Linked DNA regions of Homo sapiens: region 2 is linked to region 1. Evidence: chromatin loops called from intact Hi-C (ENCODE). Cell type or tissue: psoas muscle. All regions are shown on one strand. Links, peaks and the distances in the headings refer to the core of each region. The heading gives the core; the rest is flanking DNA. Region 1 holds the start of LOC105372249 (a long non-coding RNA gene). Region 2 overlaps DPP9 (dipeptidyl peptidase 9).

Region 1 (15,354 bases), core at 4,394-9,393:
AGCCTCCCAAGTAGCTGGGACTACAGGCACCCGCCACCATGACTGGCTAAATTTTTTCGTCTTTTTAATAGAGAGAAAGTTTCACCATGTTTGGCCAGTCTGGTCTTGAACTTCTGACCTCAGGTGATCCGCCTGCCTCAGCCTCCCAAAGTGTTGGGATGACAGGCGTGAGCCACCGTGCCTGGCCCTTTTTTTTTTTTTTTCTTTTTTGCCTGAGCAGGGAAGTTTTACTTTCAATCTACCTTGAATCCTTCTTACTTCCAGAAGCTGGCTTGGTCCCTGGCTCTGTCCCAGGGGTAATTCCTAGCCTGGGTATTGAGCTGTCCTTCAAGGGCAATGCCCACTCTCCTCTCTGACCCCGGCACCACCAACAAGCCATCCCTTTACTGCATATCCCAAGCTCAGCTCTGACCCTGCCACTCCCCTGCTCAAAGGCCTACCATGGCTCCCCAGTGCCCCACAGAAGAAGAACCAATTTTGTTTGTTTGTTTGTTTTGAGATGGAGTCTCACTCTGTCGCCCAGGCTGGAGTGCAGTGGCACGATCTTGGCTCACTGCAAGCTCCGCCTTCTGGGTTCACGCCAATCTCCTGCCTCAGCCTCCCGAGTAGCTGGGACTACAGGCGCCCGCCATCGCGCCCAGCTAATTTTTTGTATTTTTAGTAGAGACGGGGTTTCACCATGGTCTCGATCTCCTGACCTCGTGATCCGCCTGCCTCGGCCTCCCAAAGTGCTGGGATTACAGGCCTGAGCCACCGCGCCCGGCCTAGAACCAATTTTTTTTATACCTCAGTGTTCAAGGACACCTCCCACCCTGGGAATAACTTGAAGCTTCTTCTTGCCCTCACCTACTATCAGGCATTTCCAGCCCCTCCCTGCAGACCTTGGCTCAGGCTGTCCCCTCTGCTGGGGAACCTTTTTAGCCTCCTCAAGGTCCAGCTGCCCTCCCAACCAGCCAGACATAGTAACCTCACGCTCTGTCCTCCAAGCCCTACAGCTGACTCCTGCTTACCAGTCAAGGCCATGCATGCGTGTCCCCGACTCCAGGAAGCCTTCTCTGACTGCCCTGGCTGGGCCTCAGTTTCCCTGGGTTCCCCCAGCCACAACTACCCTGCCCTCATCTTCGCTCAACCGCCAACTTGGAAGCAACTGCATCCAGCTCTGGCGCCCTGTACCCCAAATTGGAAGTCACTTACTTACTCATTGGATTAATAATTATTTGGCACCAGCTGTATACCAGACACATGTGTTCAGGCATGGGGACACAGCTGTGACCGAGACAGCTACAAAGCCCTACCCTTATGGGGCTCCCAGTCCCGTGGGGAGACGGGGGTACACTACACACGTTAACCAATATCGGAACTCGATAGCTTCTGACAATAATAAGCACGACCATAAAAACATGAGGAATGATTAGAGGAGGGGACATTTGAGCTGAGGCCTGAAGGTCGAAGGGGAGACCTCGTGACAAGGTGAGGAAGGTGCTCCAAGGGGAAGGAACTGCAGAGGAAAAAGCGTGGAGACTGAGACCACTAGAGGAAGAGACAGAAGGTCAAGGTGGATGGGGAGGCTGGCACAGCACAGAAAGGACTCCTGGGGCTCTCCCCTTCACTCAGACACGACACTCAGCCTCATTTCTTGTTTGTTTCTAAGGACAGGGTCTTGCTCTGTTGCCCAGGCTGAGTACAGTGGTGCCGTCATAGCTCACTGCAGTCTCAACCTCCCAGGTTTAAGCAATCCTCCTGTCTCAGCCTCCCCAGTAAGCTGGGATCATAGGTGTGCATCACCATGCCCAGCTCATTTTTGTACTTTTTGTAGAGACGGGGTTTCGCTATGTTGCCCAGGCTGGTCTTGAACTCTTGGCCTCAAGTGATCCTGCCACCTCGGCCTCCCAAACTGCTGGGAGTACAGGCATGAGCCACCGTGCCCTGCCCGCATCTTTTTTTTTGCTGTTGTCCATAAAATAAAGACACTAGCTCAGGGCCTGGCACACAGGCATTCACTTTAGGTTAAATGACCTTACTGTGTGACCTTAGGCCAGCTACACGCCCTCTCTGGGCCTCTCTGTTCCAAGATGACAGTGATCCCAGGCAGGCTTGAAGCCTCCGTTTCTCCATCTGCCACAGCACAAGGGACGAGGGCGGGATGTCTGCCTCCAGTTCCATACAAGGAGCTCCCTATCGTCCGGGCCGCCCCAGGATTCTGGCTCCGGGGCCAGCATCCCTCGGGGGATCGAGTAACCTGGTCCCGGCAGCCGGGCCCCAGGGCCGTCCAGGTCTGGTTACGGGCTCTGCTTACAGCTGCCCCTCCAGCTGCCTCGGTCGCCCCCATCACAGCCCAGCCAGGCTCTGGGGCTGTCTAGGAACTTGGCAGGAAGGCTGGAGGGAGTCCCTGGGGCCCAGGCATGAGGGGTGGGGCAGAAGAGAGAGGCCCCCGTGTCCCCCATCCTACTGGATGTCGGTTAACTCATCCCTGCCCAGCCTGGGAGGCGGCCTATGAGCCTCCCCTCCACTTTTTTTTTTTTTTTTTTTTTCTGAAGCAGTCTCGCTGGTGTTGCCCAGGCTAGAGTGCAGTGGCATAATCTAGGCGCACTGCAACCTCCACCTTCCGGGTTCAAGCGATTCTCCTGCCTCAGCCTTCTGAGTAGCTGGAATTACAGGTGCATGCCACCACACCTGGCTAATTTTTGTATTTTTAGTACAGTTGGGGTTTCACCATGATGGCCAGGCTGGTCTTGAACTCCTGACCTCAGGTGATCCGCCCAAGTCGGCCTCCTAAGGTGCTGGGATTACAGGTGTGAGCCACTGCGCCCGTCCTAAGCTACTGCGCCCGGCCTCCCCTCCACTCTTTTTTTTTTTTTTTTTTTTTTGAGACAGAGTCTAGCTCTGTCACCCAGGCTGGAGTGCAGTGGCGCGATCTCGGCTCACTGCAAGCTCCGCCTCCCGGGTTCACGCCATTCTCCTGCCTCAGCCTCCCGAGTAGCTGGGACTACAGGCGCCTGCCACACACGTCTGGCTAATTTTTTGTATTTTTAGTAGAGACGGGGTTTCGCCGTGTCAGCCAGGATGGTCTCGATCTCCTGACCTCGTGATCCGCCCGCCTCGGCCTCCCAAAGTGCCGGGATCACAGGCGTGAGCCACCGCGCCCGGCCTCCCCTCCACTCTTGACCTTCCCTCCTGAGTCCTCAGTTCTCAGAGCCTCAGTTTCCCCATCAGCGAACCAAGCATGATAACCATCCACATCGGCTTCTCATGAGGGGTAAATGAGCAACCCATGATAGGTGCTTAGTTAACTGTCGTGACTGCTGTGTTGCCTTGGGTTAGAACCCTCCCATCTCTGAGCTTGTTTCCTCCTGTGAAAGATGAGGATAAAAATATTGGCTCCACAAGGGCAGGGGTCTGTCTCAGTTACTGCTGTGACTCCAGTGCCCAGCATGGGGCCTGGCACACAGTAGGTGCTCAACAAATCAGCTGAACGAATGTCCCAGCAAGAGCCCCCACTTATAAAATAGTTCCAAGGAGGCTGGGCGAGGTGGCTCACATCTGTGATCCCAGTACTTTGGGAGACTGAGGCAGGAGGATCTCTTGAGGCCAGTTCAAGACCAGACGGGGCAACACAGCCAGACCCCATCTCTAAAAAATAATAATAATAATAATTAGCTGAGTGTGGTGCGACATGCTACTTGGGAGGCTGAGGTGGGAGGATCACTAGGGCCCAGGAGGTCAAGGCTACAGTGAGCTGTGACGGCCTCGCTGCACTCCAGCTGGACGACAGAGTGAGAGCCCTGACTTAAATAATACTACTAATGATAATAATAATAATAATTTAAAAATAAAATAGCTGGCCAGGCGCGGTATCTCACGCCTGTAATCCCGACACTGGGAGGCCGAGGCGGGCAGATCACCTGAGGTCAGGAGTTCGAGACCAGCCTGGCCAACATGGTGGACCCCCCGTCTCTACTAAAAATACAAAAATTAGCCGGGCGTGGTGGTGGGCGCCTGTAATCCCAGCTGCTTGGGAGGCTGAGGCAGGAGAATCGCTTGAACCTGGGAGGCGGAGGATACAGTGAGCTGAGATTGCACCATTGCACTCCAGCCTGGGTGACAGTAAGACTCCGTCTCAAATAAATAAATAAATTAATTAAAATAGTTGCAAGGATATGTTCATTCCAGACTTCTTAAACACCTACTGTGCACCAATATGGCTGGAGACTCAGCCATGCTCAGGGTTGTGCATGTCCAGGGCTTGGCACAGAGCCCTGCATGCAGGAAGCACTCAATTAATGCCGAGTGTCTCTTTTGCAAAGGATGGGACTCTACCCTGAGCCGCCTTCCACATTCAACTCACAGCAGGCCAGGAGAGAAGGAATTCAAGATCAGATTTAGGAAGACTGCACCTACTATGCGCCATGCTTTTCCCACATATGAACTTATTTCTTGCCGGCATCAACCCTCAGAGACCAGCACCCTCATCTCTGTTTGCAGATGGAAAAACTGAAGCTCAGAGAGGTTAAGCCATTTTGCTGAGGTCACATAGCACATAAGGGTGCCATGGATGCAAACGTGATCTTGCTTCTTGCTGACATTTTTTTTTTTTTGAGACAGGGTCTCTGTCACCCAGGCTGGAGTGCAGTGGCGTGATCTCAGCTCACTGCAACCTCGACCTCCCAGGCTCACCCGATCCTCCTGCCTCAACCTTCTGAGTAGCTGGGACTACAGGTGTGCACCACCACACCCAGCTAATTTTTTGTATTTTTTGTAGGGGGTATGATACCCAGGCTGGTCTTGAACTTTTGGGCTCAAACAATTCTCCTGAGTCAGCCTCCCAAAGTGTTGGGATTAAAGGCGTGAGCCACTGTGTGAGGCCGCCTCTTGCTGACATTTTCCAAGTGCTCACAATGTGCTACCTGCCCGTGATGATGGCACACCCTAAATTTTTTTTTTTTTTTTTGCGACAGAGTCTTGCTCTGTCACCCAGGCTAGAGTGCAGTGGCACAGTCTAGGTTCACTGCAACCTCCTCCTCTCAGGTTCAAGCGATTCTCCTGCCACAGGCTCCCAAGTAGCTGGGATTACAGGCACGTGCCACCTTGCCTGGCTAATTTTTGTATTTTTAGTAGAGACAGGGTTTCACCATGTTGGTCAGGCTGGTCTCGAACTCCTGATCTCTAGTGATCCACCCGCCTCAGCCTCTCAAAGTGTTAGATTACAGGCGTGAGCCACCGCATCTGGCCAGCTGAAATATTTCACAGATAAGCAAGCAGAGACCCAGAGAGAGGCTGTCCCTGTCCCCAGGCCACTCGGGAAGCCAGGGTGTGGGAGCCCAGGCAGAACCTCCAGTGGGGACGTGGATGCATCTCTGGGGCTCCTGGGGCTCCTCCCCTCCGGGGAGGGGGCCCCCAGGTAATTAATTTTAATCACTGTTTTGAAATTGGGCCACCAGGAGGCAAGTCGGAAACAGCAACTTGTAATTAGGAATGGGTGGGGCGGTGGGGGGGGTTGCAACGACCATTCAGAGGAAATTAAAGTGTCATTTATACCCAGCAGGTAATTAAGGGACCCAGGAGGGGGTGGCTCGAGGGGGCTGGGGCTCCAAGGGAATCCAGGCTGGGGCTGGGGCGTCGAGCACCCACAGATTCCAAAGCAGGTTTGGGGACGGACAGGTCCTCCCTTCAGACCCAATTTGGAGGAAGTACAGAGGGGTGGGTCGTGAGCTTGGGACCCAGTTGTGGAGTTCAGAGGAGAATAAGGTTCTGTTATAGGGACTCCACTTAGGGAGGAAGAAAGATGGCCCGGCCTTTGGGGGCTTGATCTAGGGGCAGAAAATGAGGAGCCCTTCCCCTCCAAGTTGGGGTTCTGGGTGCCCTTCCCCGCACTGCTGAACTCCTCCCCCAGAATTCCTCCAGTCTCTGCCCCTCCCAAGAGGCTGGGGATCCCCAGGTGGCCGGGACCAGTGTGAGAGGCCTGGAGGGGGCCCCGCTGAGAGAGGTGGTGGGGAATGGGGGTGGAGGTCTCAGGGAGTGCCAAGTGCTGCTGGGAACGGAAGACCTGGCGAATGAACTTGAAGAAGACAAAGGCGGGAAATAGGTCCCAGGGGAAAGGCCCCGGGGTCAGAGCGGACCACAAGTCCTGGTGAGTCAGGGCTCAGGAATGATGGAGGGGCTGGCAGAGTGACGTGGGTGCTGGGGGATGGGGCTTGAGAACCGTCAGACTGTGGAGAACAGTGTTCGAGGGGAAGGGGCCCCCAGTTTGCTGGGTCATCTCAGGGAGGCTGTCATCCCCATCTGTGCCTCACTGCTCCCCAGAGCCTGAGGCTCCGACCTTCAAAGAGGGACAACAGCAAACACTTACAGGGTGCCTACCCCGTGTTCCCAGCCCTGTCCCTCACTGAGCCCAGCGGGGTAGGTCACAGGGGCTCTTCTGACCATTCCATAGGTGGGAAAACTCGGGGCCAGGGTGGGCAAGGGATGGGGCCAAGGTCGCACAGCCCAGAAATGGCCAAGCTGGGATCTGAACCCGGGCCCAGGAGTCCAGACGCTGCGCTGTTAACCACAGCACTGCCCTGCCCCCAGAGAAAGGGGCTTTCAGCCTCTTCACATCCATCTCAGCAAGTTTTGTGGGTGACTCCAAAAATCTGTCCCCTATCCATCCACTTTGCCCCCCTCTATTACCCTTGCCTGGCCGGCCCCCATCAATTATTACCAGGACCTGGTCCTCAATTCCAGCCTCGCCCCCGTCTGTCTTCCCCAAAGCTGCCACCAGAGGGCACCAAGAGTCAGGTCCTGTCCCTCCTCTTCCCGCAGCCCTCCATGGCTCCCACCTCCCTGGGGGTCGAAGCTCAAATCCTCACTGCAGCCCACGAGGCCCTGCATGACTGGCCCCGTACTCTCCTTGCCCTTCCCTCCTCCCACTCTCCCCTCCACACTCTGCTGCAGCCATACGGGCCTACTTGGTGTTCCTCCAACACGCCAGGTGAGGTCCTGCCCCAGGGCCTTTGCACGGGCCGTGCCCTCTGCCTGAAGTGCTGCTTCCCAAGATCTCTGCATGACCAGCTCCTTCTCATCTTCCAGGTCTCAGCTCAAATGTCATCTCCTCAGAGACACCCTCCCCGACAGCCTCAGTGAACACAGCCCCGCCCTTCTCAGCCACTTGCAAGATAACTGTCTTCAGGGCACTGACTATACCTGATTTACCTTGCCCTTTCTCTAGTTAGTGTCTGTGCTCCCCTGTCCCCCCACCCAGCTGGGAATTCGACAAGGGCAGGATGCAGTAGTCTATGCCTTGGTCATTGCTGGGTCCGCGGCACCTGGCACTTAATAGGTGCTCACTAAACATCAGTCCACTTGTTAAATGCAAGCAATGCTCCCACAGCTCCAAATGAGATCATGGCCAGAAGCTCCACGTTTCTGCTTTGCAAGGTTGTTCCTTTTCTTGGAGTCAGAAACCCAACAGAACTATATGTGGCATTTTGCCTGCAACCTCTTGTTTAAATGGTCAACCCTAAGGGAGGCAGAACAGCAACCCCTGTTTTACCCATGGGGAAACTGAGGCTCAGAGAGGGGGCATGAGTGAGTGAGAGAAAAAACTGATTCAATCTCAAGTCAGTCTGATCCAAATGCTACGGCTGCCTATGAGGGCGATAATTCAGAATGGCTACTTCAGCTTCCCCAGGGGCTCTGAGTCCATGGCCTTCAGGGGAGGGAGGTTCTTCTGCAATCATCAGAAAACATATGGCTGCCCCCTAGTGAACTCCTAAACATCCATCATGGCCCTAGCTACAGTGCCCCTTCCTGGTACATCTTCCCTGATCCATGAGGCAGGGTACAGCTTTCCCTAGCCCCAGTTGCTCCCTCTGCCCTAGCCCTGAACCTGTGTAGCACGGGTGGCCAGTGCCTGCCCCTGTTTCTCTTCCTCTGGCCTGGAAGCCCCTCCAACTAGACAGAGGAGTTAAAGTTACCTCTCTGGGATCCTAGCATCACCCAGCACAGGACACAGCACATGGGGACCACTGGCAGCATTTGTTGACTGACTGAGGGACCTAATTGCCTGGAACCAGGCCCACCTGGGAACCCACAATCCTCCTCTGGGTTCCTGTATTTGGGAAGCTCCCTCCTAGGTCCGCCCTTGGAAGGCTGGCTTAGCTGGGCCATGGTGCATCCTGGGAAATGTAGTCTAGAGTGGGCCTTGCCTCCCAGTGGGGCCCTGGGGTGGCCAGCTTTGGACCCTGGGGCCAGATAGAGAAGGAGCATTGAGGGTGGCAAGTAGTAGGGCCCCATGTCCCTGCCAAAGAGTCCTAAGGGTGGTCCCCAGCCTCCCAAGTCTCTTACTTTTTCTTTTTCCTTTTTTTTTTTTTGACGGGGTCTTGCTCCGTCCCCCAGGCTGGAGTGTAGTGGCGTGATCTCAGCTCCTTGCAACCTCTGCCTGCTGGGTTCAAGCGATTCTCCTGCCTCAGCCTCCTGAGTAGCTGGGATTACAGGCGTGAGCCACCACGCCCAGCTAATTTTTGTATTTTTAGTAGAGACGGGGTTTCGCCATGTTGGCCAGGCTGGTCTTGAACTCCTGGCCTTAAGTGATCCTCCCGCCTCGGTCTCCCAAAGTGCTGGGATCACAGGCGTGAGCCACCGCCACTGTCTTACTTGTCCTAATGTCTGCCACTTCACCTGGATGTCCCTGGAGGAGAGGTGATGAAGGACCGTGATAACGAAAAAGGATTGCGTGCCTGGGTTCCTATGGTCACACACCCGACCCCAGCACCACCATGCATGATGGTGAGGGTGTCTAGGGTGAAGGGTCTGTTTTGGGATAATTCAGCCAAAGGACATGGGGCCGGTGGCTGGGGCCTGAATCCTGGGCTGCTTTGAGCCTTAGTTTCCCTACTGCTGCTACATGAAGACAGGGAGGGAAGAAATGCACGACCATGGCCAAGAGAAAGCCACAGCCCAACCAAATCACGGCTGGGTTTTGGAGGAGTCACAGTATGAGAGCCCACAACCCCTTAAATACCTGAGACTCTCAGAACCTGCTATCTCAAACACGACAGCAGTTCAGAAAACCCACAGTACCTGGAAATTGAAAAAAAAAAATCCAGGAGATCACTTGGGGCTGACCAATATCAGGATTATTTATCCAGGATTCTGCAAAGACAGCCGTCCAACCCCTCTGGCCTGCCTCCCACGAGGGGCGGCTCACCACTCCTTCCAGCAATGCATTTGGTTTCCAAGGAGCCTGTCTCCTCGTAGCTACCCTTCCTCAAGATCTGAAATGTGACTCATGCCCCTCCCCCTGCTCTATAACCTTCCATGGCTCCCCATTGCCCTTGGGATAAAGTTTGCTCCTTGGCTTGGCATTCAAGGCTACTGCCTACCTCATGGTCCTCTTAAATAGTCTAGCCACTCAGGGCTCCTCCAACATACCCCACTGTGATGATCCTTGCTGTTCCCTCTGCCTGCAATGCCTGTCCCCCTCTCCTCCAGGCAGAATCCTTCTCCTTCAAGCCCAGTCCCAGTACTCCCTCCTCCAGGCAGCTTTCCCTGCTCCCACCTGTCCTGACCACTGCCCTGGAAGTTTCTCCCTCCAGCATCTCCCTTTCCGGGCCCACAGGACAGGGCCACGCCCAGGGTCAGCTCGGGACACCTTCCTTCCCAGGAGACGGGCGGTGACCAGCAACATCCTTCAGTCCCCAGGGATCCAGCTCACCTGTCCTGCAGGCTGACGTCATGGTCACCTTTCCAAGGGCAGTTTGATTTCTATCTTCCAGGCCCAGTCCTGGTAACCCCAGCAAACTCCGGCTGCCAGCCTGGTGTGGCCACTGCAGAGGACATGCCACATCTCCAGCCCCTTCTATGCCCATCGGTCAGAGGCGAGGACTGAGGTCTCAGGGGGAAAGGCCCCTCCTGGGGGGACTGGATACCTAGGCTTGGAGACAACTCACTTCAAAGCAGAGAAGGTGACACAGACCCTAAGATCCTGTGGGGGCTCAGCCCCAGCCGAGTCTGGTGGGGGAACCAGAGGCAAAATGGGGCAGGCACAGATCAAGACAGTCTCAAGCGACCCCTCTCTGCCTCACCTCCCCCAACTCCAGTCCAAAACCAAAGCGCATCTCCTGGGGAGACTGAAGCCCAGAAAGGACTAGGGACCAGCCTGAGGCCACACAGCTAAGCGCCTCCTCTCAAAGCTCCTGCATAGCCCAGAGTCAAGGGGAAGAAGGGAGGAGCAGAGCTTCAGGGCAACCCTTAGGAGGAGCTGGGATGCAGGAGAGCTCTTGGGTTTCAACGGCTTCCTCGGGCCTCAGTTTCCCCACCTGCTGTTGGGATGGGCCGGTTCAGAACAGACAAGAGGCTGACGCCAGGCTGCCACCTACCCAATATCCGAGGCGTCTCTGTGTGGGTGGCAGTGACTCCCAGACAACTTCCCGGAGAGTTTAAGACCCCCTCCCAGGTGAGTTCCAACTCAGCCTTGGCCCCAGCCGTTCCCCACCACCCACCCCACAACCTGTGCTCTCCCTATGTAGAGTTTAAAGCAATTGTTCAGGTACATCCTGAAGTCCCGCGCCTGAAAGAAACTGGTCTCCCGGGATGTGGGAAAGGGTTTGGGGGCAAGGGGGATGCCCCAGGGGTCCTGAATTTTTATTTTGGAGAGGGAATTTGGACCTTCTCACAAGCTGAAGGAACACAGAAAAACAGAAATGCAATTTTACAAATGGGGCAGGGGCCCCCTTCAGTCACCATAGCCATGAGTCCCTCTCTCCCTCCTCCCTCCTTAAACCCAAACCCAGAACCCCAAAGCCTCAGAGCACCCCAGTAACTCCAAGTCCCCGTTCCGCTCCAGTCTAGGGGTCAAAGATGACAGCCTCAGGTAGAGGATGTCAAAGACCTCAGCGAGAGAGAGAGGGCCACATGGCGGCGGGGGTGAGGGTCTGCGAATCCCTCCCCCAACCCCAGGACTCTTGCAAACGCTCCTAGCTCCAGCATTAACCCGGCCGGGGCAGAGGTGGGGGTTCATGACAGTAGCGCCCCCTCTGGGAGATGCCCCAAACTCGGAGAGCGCCCAGAGGCGGAGAGCAGGAGAGGAGGGCACGTGACCCCCACCCCGGGGACCAATCAGCGCCCGCGGGAGGGGGCCACACTCGGCGCCCCCCACCCATCCCGGCGCGCTTGGAGATAGACGTTTTCTTTGTCCTTTTGTCAGCTCTTGGGGGCCCCCGAACCCCCAGGCCCCCACTGCAGCGGGGGGGATCCGGACCGGCCGGCCCTCCCCTCCAACACCACTGCGACCCCTGCCCCGCGGCCTGGACCCGCGACTCGTCCTGTTCTGGGCTGGACAGGAGGCCGGAGAGGACTCGGGCGCCCAAGGTGCGGCGGCCGGACGCGAAGTGGGGCGGAGGGGCCTCCCAGTGCCAGGACCCCCACACCAGCCCCGGGTCGCCTCGACTTGGCTCTCAGGACCCCGCCCCCCAACGCCACCCCCAACCCCCGACCAACAGGCCCCCTGCCTGCCCCGAACCCCCCACCTGGGCCCCAATCCAGCTCCCCAGCGGCGCAGCCGCGAGCCTCATTATTGTGTCTTCTCCGGGCCCCCCCAGGACAAAATCTCCACCCGCTGCGGTGCCGACAGAACCCCCAACCTAGCTGCACATACAGGCCCCCAGTCAACAATCCAAGCGCCCCCCCCACGTTGCGGTGCCATTAGACACCCCCATAATGGAGGCTCAGGGAGCGCCCCAGGCCAAAATCCAGCCCCTCCAAAGCGATGCCACCGGACCCCCACCGGATCCCTCCATACGGCCAGCGACCCCCTCTCCAATCCGGTCCCCTCCCCAGTTGTGTGGCTGAGAGATTCCCCCCCTCGTTCTAGCGCTCCCCAAACCCCCTCCCTGGCTCCAAATCCGTCCCCTCCCAGTGGCAGGGCCCGCAGGCCCCCCAGTCCTAGCGCCTGACCTGGCCACCCCAGCCAGCCTTTCGGTCCCCCCAGCTGCGTGCCGACAGACGCCCCCATCCCCGCGCCTCCCCCAACCCCCTCCGCAGACGCCCCGGGGCGCTTACCTCGGAGCCGCGGCCGCCGCGAGTGCGCGGGCGGGAGGCGCGAGGGCGGGAGGGCGCGGGCTGGGGGGGTCCGTGCGCGCACCTGTCCCGGCCGGGCCGCTCAGCCCGGCATCCCCGGCTGGGGAGGGGGGCTGGGGGCGCGCGCTCTCCCCGCCCCCGGGCCCACGGCGCTGCGCTGGGGGAGGGGGCTCAGCCCCGGCCCCCCGCGCGCTGGCGTCGGCTCCGGGGGGGGCGCTGCGCGGCGGCCGGACCGGGGGCGCGCCGCGGCCGCATCTCCTCCGCCCGCCGCGGCCGCCGCTGCGACTCGCGGCTCTGCCACCTCCGCCCCCCCTTTCCAGCAACCCCCCACCTCCCCAAAGCCGGGCTGGAGCCGCGCAAAACCCGGCCCGGAGCAACCGCGGCGCGGAGCGGAGGGCGGAGCCGGTGGGTGGCGTTTGGGTGAGTTGTGGGGGAGGCCCAAGGGGGTCACCCTGCTTTGGTCCAGGTGGTGGACTTATTAATTGAGCCGCCCCAACTTCCTCTCCTGGTCCCCTCTGTTCAAACTCGCATCCCCAGGATCCAGCCCCAATCACACCCAGCCCATGGGGTCAATGAGGCTGTCAGGAACCCTACGGTCTGGGTGGCCCCCTTCATAGACGAGATCATTTCTTCAATCCACAAGTATTCCATTTAGCAACATTCACTCGACACTTCAGGAAACTGAGGCACAGGGAGGTCTTGTCCAAGGTCACCCAGTTAGAGAGCGTCAGGGGGTTTTCGACCTGAGCAAACCGGCTGCAGAGATCTCCATGGTTCACGACTCCCGGACCTGCCCCTCTGTCGCCAGCGCCCTGTGGGACGTGGCCCAGAAAGGAGTTTTTCGAGGACTGCAGGTTCCCCCATGAATTTGAGACCCCAGGACAGAGCCTAGAGGTTTCAGAGACCTTCCTGTAACCCTCCTGACCCTTCGAATGAATTCAGGACAGCAGGGGCTGCTCTCCATGCCTCAGTGCCCCTCCCTGTCCAAAGTACCTCCCCATGTGGATGTGATCCTGTACGTCTCCCCCACTGGACTGAGTGCTGTCCTGGTCGCTCTGGCCTCTCTCCATACAGTAGATGCTCTGTAAACACTTATTTTTTCTTGTCTTTTCTGTTTTTCTTATCTTTTTCTTTCTTTCTTTGAGATGGAGTCTTGCTCTGTCACCCAGGCTACAGTGCAGTGGCATGATCTTGACTCAGTGCAGCCTCCGCCTCCCGGGTTCAAGCAGTTCTCCTGCCTCAGCCTCCTAAGTAGCTGGGATTACAGGCAACTGCCACCATGCCTGGCTAATTTTTGTATTTTTAGTAGAGATGGGCTTTCATCATGTTGGCCAGGCTGGTCTCGAACTCCTGACCTCAGGTGATCCGCCCGCCTCGGCCTCCCAAAGTGCTGGGATTACAGGCATGAGTCACCGCGCCCGGCCTCTTTTCTGTTTTTCTATAATTTAGATAGATAATAGAGAAATGGGGGAGAGAGAGGATAGATGATTTTTTTAAAAATTGTTATTATTATTTGTAGAGACCGGGGCTTGCTACATTGCCCAGGCTGGTCTTGAACTACTGGCCTCAAGCGATCCTCCCACCTTGGCCTCCCAAAGTGCTGGGATTATAGGCATGAGCCACTGAGACCAGCCAACACTTTGTTGTTATGTAGCTTGTGACTTTTCTTGCACACTTACTGAGTGCTGGGGCCACTATGCCCCATCCCTGGCTCCGTGCCATCCAGGGGGTCCAGACAGGTTGTGCACTGGCTTCCAGCAGCCACTCAGTGGGGACTGGGTATCAGGACTTGAACCCCGCTCCCCAGGCCACCCACGGCAATCTGCAGGCTCCCTGGCACCCATGGAGACAGCCCAGGTCTTCCAGTTCCTGGGCATGTTCCCAGGGCCATCCTGGTGACCACAAACCTCCGGGAGCAGCCAGGCCTTCCTGCCCGTGGTTTTGCCCTTCCCGCCTTCCGGCCGCCCCAGCATCCCAGGCAAATCAGCCAAGGCACCTGCTGGTGTCCAGCCCCCACCCCGCCCCGTGTCCTGCCCGCTGGGGGCCACTGAGGCCTGCTCCACAAGGGAGGGGGCCGAGCCCCAGCTCCAAGGCTTGGGGTCTAGAATCTGCGTCCTCCCACCTACACTCCCTTCCCTGCGCTGTGCCCAGCCCCTGGCATCCCCTCCCTCCCCTGCCTTCTTGGCTGTGCCCAGCTGGGTACTTCTGCACCCTAGTCATTCAGCAAACATTTATTGAGCACCTACTGTGTACCAGATACTGGACTGAGCTGTCAACAAGACAAATCTGCCCTGTGCCTTTTGTCTAGCCTGGGGATACAGAAACCAGTGGGCACAGAACTGCAGGCTGAGACAGACTGGCTGGAGGTCCAGGAGGACCTCGAGGAGGTGGCATGGAGGCCTTAGAGGGACCATAGATCCAAGCAGGGGGGTGGGGGTAGGGGTGTGCGGGGAGGGCGTTCTAGGCAGAGAGACCTCGGGGACAAAGGCCTTGAGGGAGGCCCCACCCCCACCGGTGGCTCAGCTGCCACCCAGGCTTCTGCGACCATGAATGGGTCTTTCATGTCCTGGACCGGGGCAAGGTCAGGCCGGGCCTCTCCCTCCTCCCGCCCAGGGCTCCTGGCTGTCTGAGCCCTGACCTGGAGGACAGTGGCAGGATGGGCCAGGGAGGCCCAGGGAGGGGCAGGGCATCGCCCGAGGTCACCAGAGCCAGCAGCGCCCTCCCAGCCGTGGGATTCTGAGCAAAGCCCCGCCCCGCTGGGCCTCAGTTTCCCCGGCCTGGGCGGGCGCGTTGGCAGCGCAGCGCTCCCGTCCTGCTCCGACCGGGTGGATTCCAGTGCGGGTTTTGCGGGCGCCCGCGGCCACCGACACCTTCTTCCCAGTGCGGCCCGGGCTGCGGCCCCGGGTCCGAGGAGGCCCGGGGAGACCCGGAGGAGGTCAGAAGGCCTTCAGGGTCCCCGGGATGGGGTGAGGCTGAGCTCGGCCCCTTACTGCCGGCGCCTGCCAGGAAGGGAAGCCCCGCCCCAATGCCTGCGCGCCCCCATCAGGACCACTAGCCTCGTCGCCCCGCTGTGTGACTCCCGGGGGTCCCTGGCCCTCTCTGGGCCGAGCTGTAGTCAGGCTCACGGGCAGCCGCTCAGAGAGGTCGCCTGGGTCCCATCCCTTCCCCAAATGGCCCCCCGCCTCAGTTTCCCCGGCCAGGTGCAGGCTCTCTTTAACCCCAGGTTGGGGGGTCCTCGCTGCTAGGTTGCACCCCGGGTCTCCGCTCAGGCCAGGGAATCCCCTGGGGGCTCCGAACGGG
Region 2 (5,000 bases), core at 1-5,000, 140 kb after region 1:
GGGGACAGGTCCCATGCTTTGAGCAGCAGGCCAGGCCTGGCCTTGAAGTCTGGACACTGGGCTAGTGCTAAGAAGTGTTATTATTACTCAGGGGCTGGGGGGAGGCCTGCCCCGAGAACCTGGATGTGACGTGAGCTCAGTGCTGCCCCTGACAGTGTGAAGTGACAGCCTGGAGTCGTTGAAGGGTGAATTTCACCCCGAAAGGGGCAGTCTGGTTTTTGAGCTACTCTAGGTACGTTCTGGGGTTTCTGCCAAGTTCATGCCCACTGGGGTGGGCCCTCAGCACCTCCTGTGTACTGTGAGGACCTGCCTGTCCCAGCCCCAGACACACACACGAGCCACAGGCGACCCGACGATCTCATCTATGCGGAGTCAATCTGAATCTTTGTCCCGGAAATTTGGAGAAAGTTCCTCCGTTTCTGCTGGTGGCTAGAACCTGAGGCATGGAATCCCAGGCGCTGTGGAGGGGTTGCGGAGGACAGGTGGGCAGCGAGGTGGGGTGGACCCAGGCACGGACAGATGCCTGGCTTCTGGAAGGCTCTGGTTCTCAGGCGCTGCTTCCTGAGGTCCACTGGGCTTTCTGCTCTTGGGTTCCATGAGATGCCCCTCTACCTTTACTCCAGGAGTACTTCATGGCTCAGACGAGCTTGGAGGGTTTCTGTCCCTTTTAGCAGCTCCACGGAGATTTGAATGATGGCCCTGACAGAGAGGTGTCCACATCCTGGGGCTCGGGTGTGGAGGCTACGTTACACAGAGAGACAGGCCTGTGCGGCTGGGATTAAGTGAAGGCTCTTGAGCTGAGGAGATGATCCTGGATTACCCAAGTGACCCAGATGGCATCATGAGTCCTTATCAGAGGGAGGCAGGCCAGGCACGGTGGCTTACGCCTGTAATCTCAGCACTCTGGGAGGCTGAGGCAGGCGGATCACCTGAGGTCAGGAGTTTGAGACCAGCCTGGCCAACATGGAGAAACCCTGCTTCTACTAAAAATACAAAAATTAGCTGGGTATGGTGGCAGGCACCTGTAATCCCAGCTACTCGGGAGGCTGAGGTAGGAGAATCGCTTGAACCCAGGAGGCGGAAGTTGCAGTGAGCCAAGATTGCGCCATTGCACTCCAGCCTGGGTGACAGAGCGAGACTCCATCTCAAAAAAAAAAAAAAAAAAAAAAAAAAAGGAGGCAGAGGGGAATTTCAGACAGAAGAGAAGAAGAGGAGGAGGAGGAAGCTGTGTGACCATCAGGCCAGAAGTTCCAACGTTGTGGCCACAAGCCAAGGGATGCTGGCCGCCACCAGAAGCTGCAAGAGGCCAGGACTGGTTCTCCTCTGGAGCCTCCAGAGGGAGCGTGGCCCTGAGGAAACCTTGATCTTGGATTTCTGCCCTCCAGAAGTGTGAATAATTTTCACAATGGCAGCCACAGAAAACTCCTCCAAACGCCCTGACCAGGACAGCAACCCCAACGGGAGCAAGTGGCCCAAGACTGTGGGCGCCACAGGATAAAAAAGAGGCAACGGCCCATGGCAGCCGTGGTCTGTACACTTGTAGTCGTAACAGCCAAGCTCTCTCAGGTAACTGAAACTCAAGCCATTTCAGTCCAATTTCTCCCAGACTAGAGTTGGCCAGCATTCTTAAAGGCCCAGACAGCCCAGGTGCAGTGGCTGATGCCTGAAACCCTAGCATTTTGGGAGGCTGAGGCAGGAGGACTGCTTGAGCCTAGGGGCTCAAGACCAGCTTGGGCAACACGGCAAAACCTCATCTCTACAAAAAATACAAAAAATTGTCTGGGCATGGTGGCACGTGCCTATAGTCCCAGCTACCTGGAGGGCTGAGGTTGGGATGATCACCTGAGCCAGGGATTTCCAGGCTGCAGTGAGCTGTGATTACACCACTGCACTCCAGCCTGGGCAATGGAGTGAGACCTCATCTCTAAAAAAAAAAATGAAAAATAAAAGGAAGACAGTAAATGTTTTCAGCTACGTGGGCCATATGACCTCTGTTGCGGTGACTCTCCTGCTGTAGCTTGAGAACAGCCAAAGATGTCAGGAAAGTAACAGGGACCAGGAAAACCTGACTTCTGAAGACGGCTGTCACCTGCCGACCCCTGTTCTGGATGATTCTTCCTTTTAAATTCTTTGTTTGCCAGACCACCATCTGATTCCCACACAAGTCTGTCTGTGGAGAGGGACTGCGCTGATGGCGGAAGAAGACAGCCACCTGGTGTCCACCTCGGTCACTGTTGTTAGCATGTGGTCAGCCTCAGGCAGAGGATGACGGCCGTTCACTGGTTCCAATGCTGGCTGGGGGCTGCAGCACACGCGGGCCTGGGCTCAGGGGCTGAGGACACCACCATGAGTCCCATGGATGAGTGCAGCGGTCTGGACAAGGATCCCAGCGCCACCCCACCCCCAAGGAACACTTGGCGATGTCTGAGGACATCTGTGGTTGTCACCACTGGGATGTGGCTGCTCCTGGCATGGAGTGGGTGGAGGCCAGGAACGCTGCTCAGGACCCTGCAGTGGCCGGACGGCCCCACCCCAGAGAACGATCTGGCCCCAATGTCCATGGTGCCAAGCGGGAGAGACGCTGCCTTTGGTCCCCAGCCATGTGTCACGCTGCTTTCAAAGACACAGGCCTGGCTGATCTCTCCAAGGTGTCCTTCCTCCCAGCTCTTAAGGCCTCTGGGTGCAGTGGGCACCATCCGAATATCCGCTGCCCACCTCACGGGAGCCAGGCCCACAGTGGCTGCAGAAGCTGCTGGAGGACATGCAGCCTAACCCGTGCCCTGAAGGCACTCGTGGTGCAGAGGAGCCCAGTCCCGTGAGGCACTGCAGACGCTGCAGGAGGAGCTGCGTGCAGGCACACGCCCAGAGGAGGAAGTGTGGATCCAGAGCCTGCAGCAGGGGCTGCAAGCGCGTGGCAAGCCGCCCCTGTGCTGTCACCGGCGGCAAACCAGGTTCTGCCATCCGGGCGGCTTTCCCGGAACCTCGGGATCCTTCTTGACGCACCTCCACGGCGAGCTCCTCCTGGAGTTACTCCCGACTCCCTCTGGGAATGGTTCAGTCCAGTCCTGTTTGTCACGAGCCCCACCCAGCCCGGACCAGGTGGCTGGGAAGTGACTCAGGGGGTGGACCCGGCTGACTAGCACTGGAAACAATCTCCGGGCTTGGAGCCACAGGGCCGGCTTGAGCCACGGCATCCTGGCCACATGGAGGAGCGGGGCTGCCCTGTGCATGGCTCCCTGCACGGCTGACCCTCCGGGGGCCGCCCCACCCACCCCGCGGCAGCCCTTCCCTGTAGTCAGAGCTGTCTGTGGCTGAGCCTCGAAGGACAGCATGCCCAGGGCCCAGCCATCCGAGCAGATCTTCCAACTCCTGTGGACCTCTGGGAACAGAGAGGACCAGGGAACTGTGGTCCCAGATGCTGTCCCCGCCCAAGCAGCCTGCAGGGCCCGGCTTACCCAGGTAGTAGAGGCGGTGGGAGTGGGGCCCAGACTCATCCGTCTTCTGCACAAACTGGAAGTCGTGGGGCGCCTTGTTGACAATGAGGCCCGAGTACTTGCGGCTGCCGTGGATGATGCTCCGGAGCCCGTCCCACGAGTGCTTCTGCACCTGGAAGCGGGCGGCCGGGTCATCTGTGGCGGCTGCGTCGCCTCGGTCGGCCGTTGGGGTCCCGGTGGTGGCCATCCTCTCAGCCCCCTCGGAATTCAGCGAGAAGCTGCGGGGAGGAAGCAAAGACTATGAGAAAGGAGAACTGTTTTACCTACGAGCTGCCCCAATGCTGCCCCTTGCGAGGCACTCAGGTTCTTCCAGACGAGCCCCACCCCTGCCGCTTTCCCCACTCCCTAAACACTTCTTGGGTTGGTCTACCTCTCTCCATGTCACTAATGCTGCTAAGATTCAAGCCACCATCACCTCTCAAATGAATGATCTTTAAAAACATTCTTCTTTTTGGAGATGGGGGTCTCAACTATGTTCCCCAGGCTGGTCTCAAACTCCTGGCCACAAGCAATCCTCCTGCGTCAGCCTCCCAAGTTGCTAGGACTGCAGGTGTGAGCCACCATGCTTGGCTTTGGCTGAATGACTGAAACCACCTCCCACCAGGATGTTCCACATCCACTGCCAAGACCCCATCACTTAAAACCCTTCCTGGTTTTCCACAGTCCCCGGGATAACAACCAGTTCTCACCACCACCTCAAGGCTGCTGTCGACCCCTGCCAAGCCCTTGAATCTCATCCTTCTTATCCCTGTGACCCAGCCAAATGAGCCTTCACTCAGCTCCTCAAACAGGCCAAATTCCTTTCCACCGCAGGGCCTTTGCACATGCTGGCCCTCCTGCTCGGAGTGCATTTTTCCTCACTTTGCTTAACTTCTTTGATATATGTTTATATATATATACTTTTTTTTTTTTTTTTTTTTTTTTTTGGAGACAGAGTCTCCAAAGGCTGGAGTGCAGTGGCGTGATCTCAGATCACTGCAGCCTCTGCCTCTTAGGATCAAGCGATTCTCCTGCCTCAGCCTCCCAAGTAGCTGAGATTACAGGTGCCTGCCACCATGCCCAACTAATGTTTTTTGTATTTTTAGTAGAGACAGGGTTTCACTATGTTGGTCAGGCTGCTCTCGAACTCCTGACCTCAAGTGATCCGCCTCCCTCAGCTTCCCAAAGTGCTGGGATTACAGGCATGAGCCACTGCACCCAGCCTGCTTGGCCAGCTTCTAATCAGATCTCAGCTGAAGTACTTGGCAGGCCGTCAGAAACCTTTCACACCATCCACGCTGAAGCTGGTCTTTCTGCTCATCTTTCACACGCCACCTGGCTGTCCCCTCCCTCCACCTTCATCACAGCGGTTATTTGTGGGACCCCTGTCTCCCCCATGTCTGTCCCATTCACAGCTGTGCTCCCAGAACCTTAGCTGGTGGCTGGCACGTGGCAGGCATTCCACGGAGCACTGTGGAATGATTATCTCTCAGTGGGCTCGCGGGGAGACATGCTGGGTCTCGGGAG

Evidence for each region. A loop is a pair of places that touch in the nucleus more often than their neighbours do. Peaks named below come from ENCODE experiments on the same cell type or tissue, not always from the same donor. Only the 100,000 strongest peaks of a DNase experiment are listed, where the experiment ranks them.
Region 2: it touches region 1 in a loop (3-fold over the local background); 5 of 110 quality-filtered maps call a loop at or near these places.

What each region holds. Positions count from the first base shown.
Region 1 is chr19:4,569,427-4,584,780 of GRCh38, forward strand. It overlaps LOC105372249 (a long non-coding RNA gene), which reads left to right and starts at 11,135. Exons shown (of 3, transcript XR_001753848.3): 1 at 11,135-11,346. RefSeq lists an enhancer at 5,863-6,455 and silencers at 5,911-6,205, 14,793-14,982. In psoas muscle, for the core only: a CTCF peak has its summit at 6,743 (motif pointing right); DNase peaks (open chromatin) are centred at 6,085 and 6,775; H3K27ac peaks cover 1,966 bases.
Region 2 is chr19:4,710,626-4,715,625 of GRCh38, forward strand. It overlaps DPP9 (dipeptidyl peptidase 9), which reads right to left. Exons shown (of 22, transcript NM_139159.5): 4 at 3,456-3,712. Among named protein-coding and RNA genes, the nearest start is that of DPP9, 11 kb to the right of the region's middle. RefSeq lists enhancers at 2,448-3,647, 3,118-3,619, 3,620-4,119. In psoas muscle, for the core only: a CTCF peak has its summit at 2,219 (motif pointing left); DNase peaks (open chromatin) are centred at 2,416 and 3,146; H3K4me3 peaks cover 2,108 bases; H3K27ac peaks cover 5,000 bases.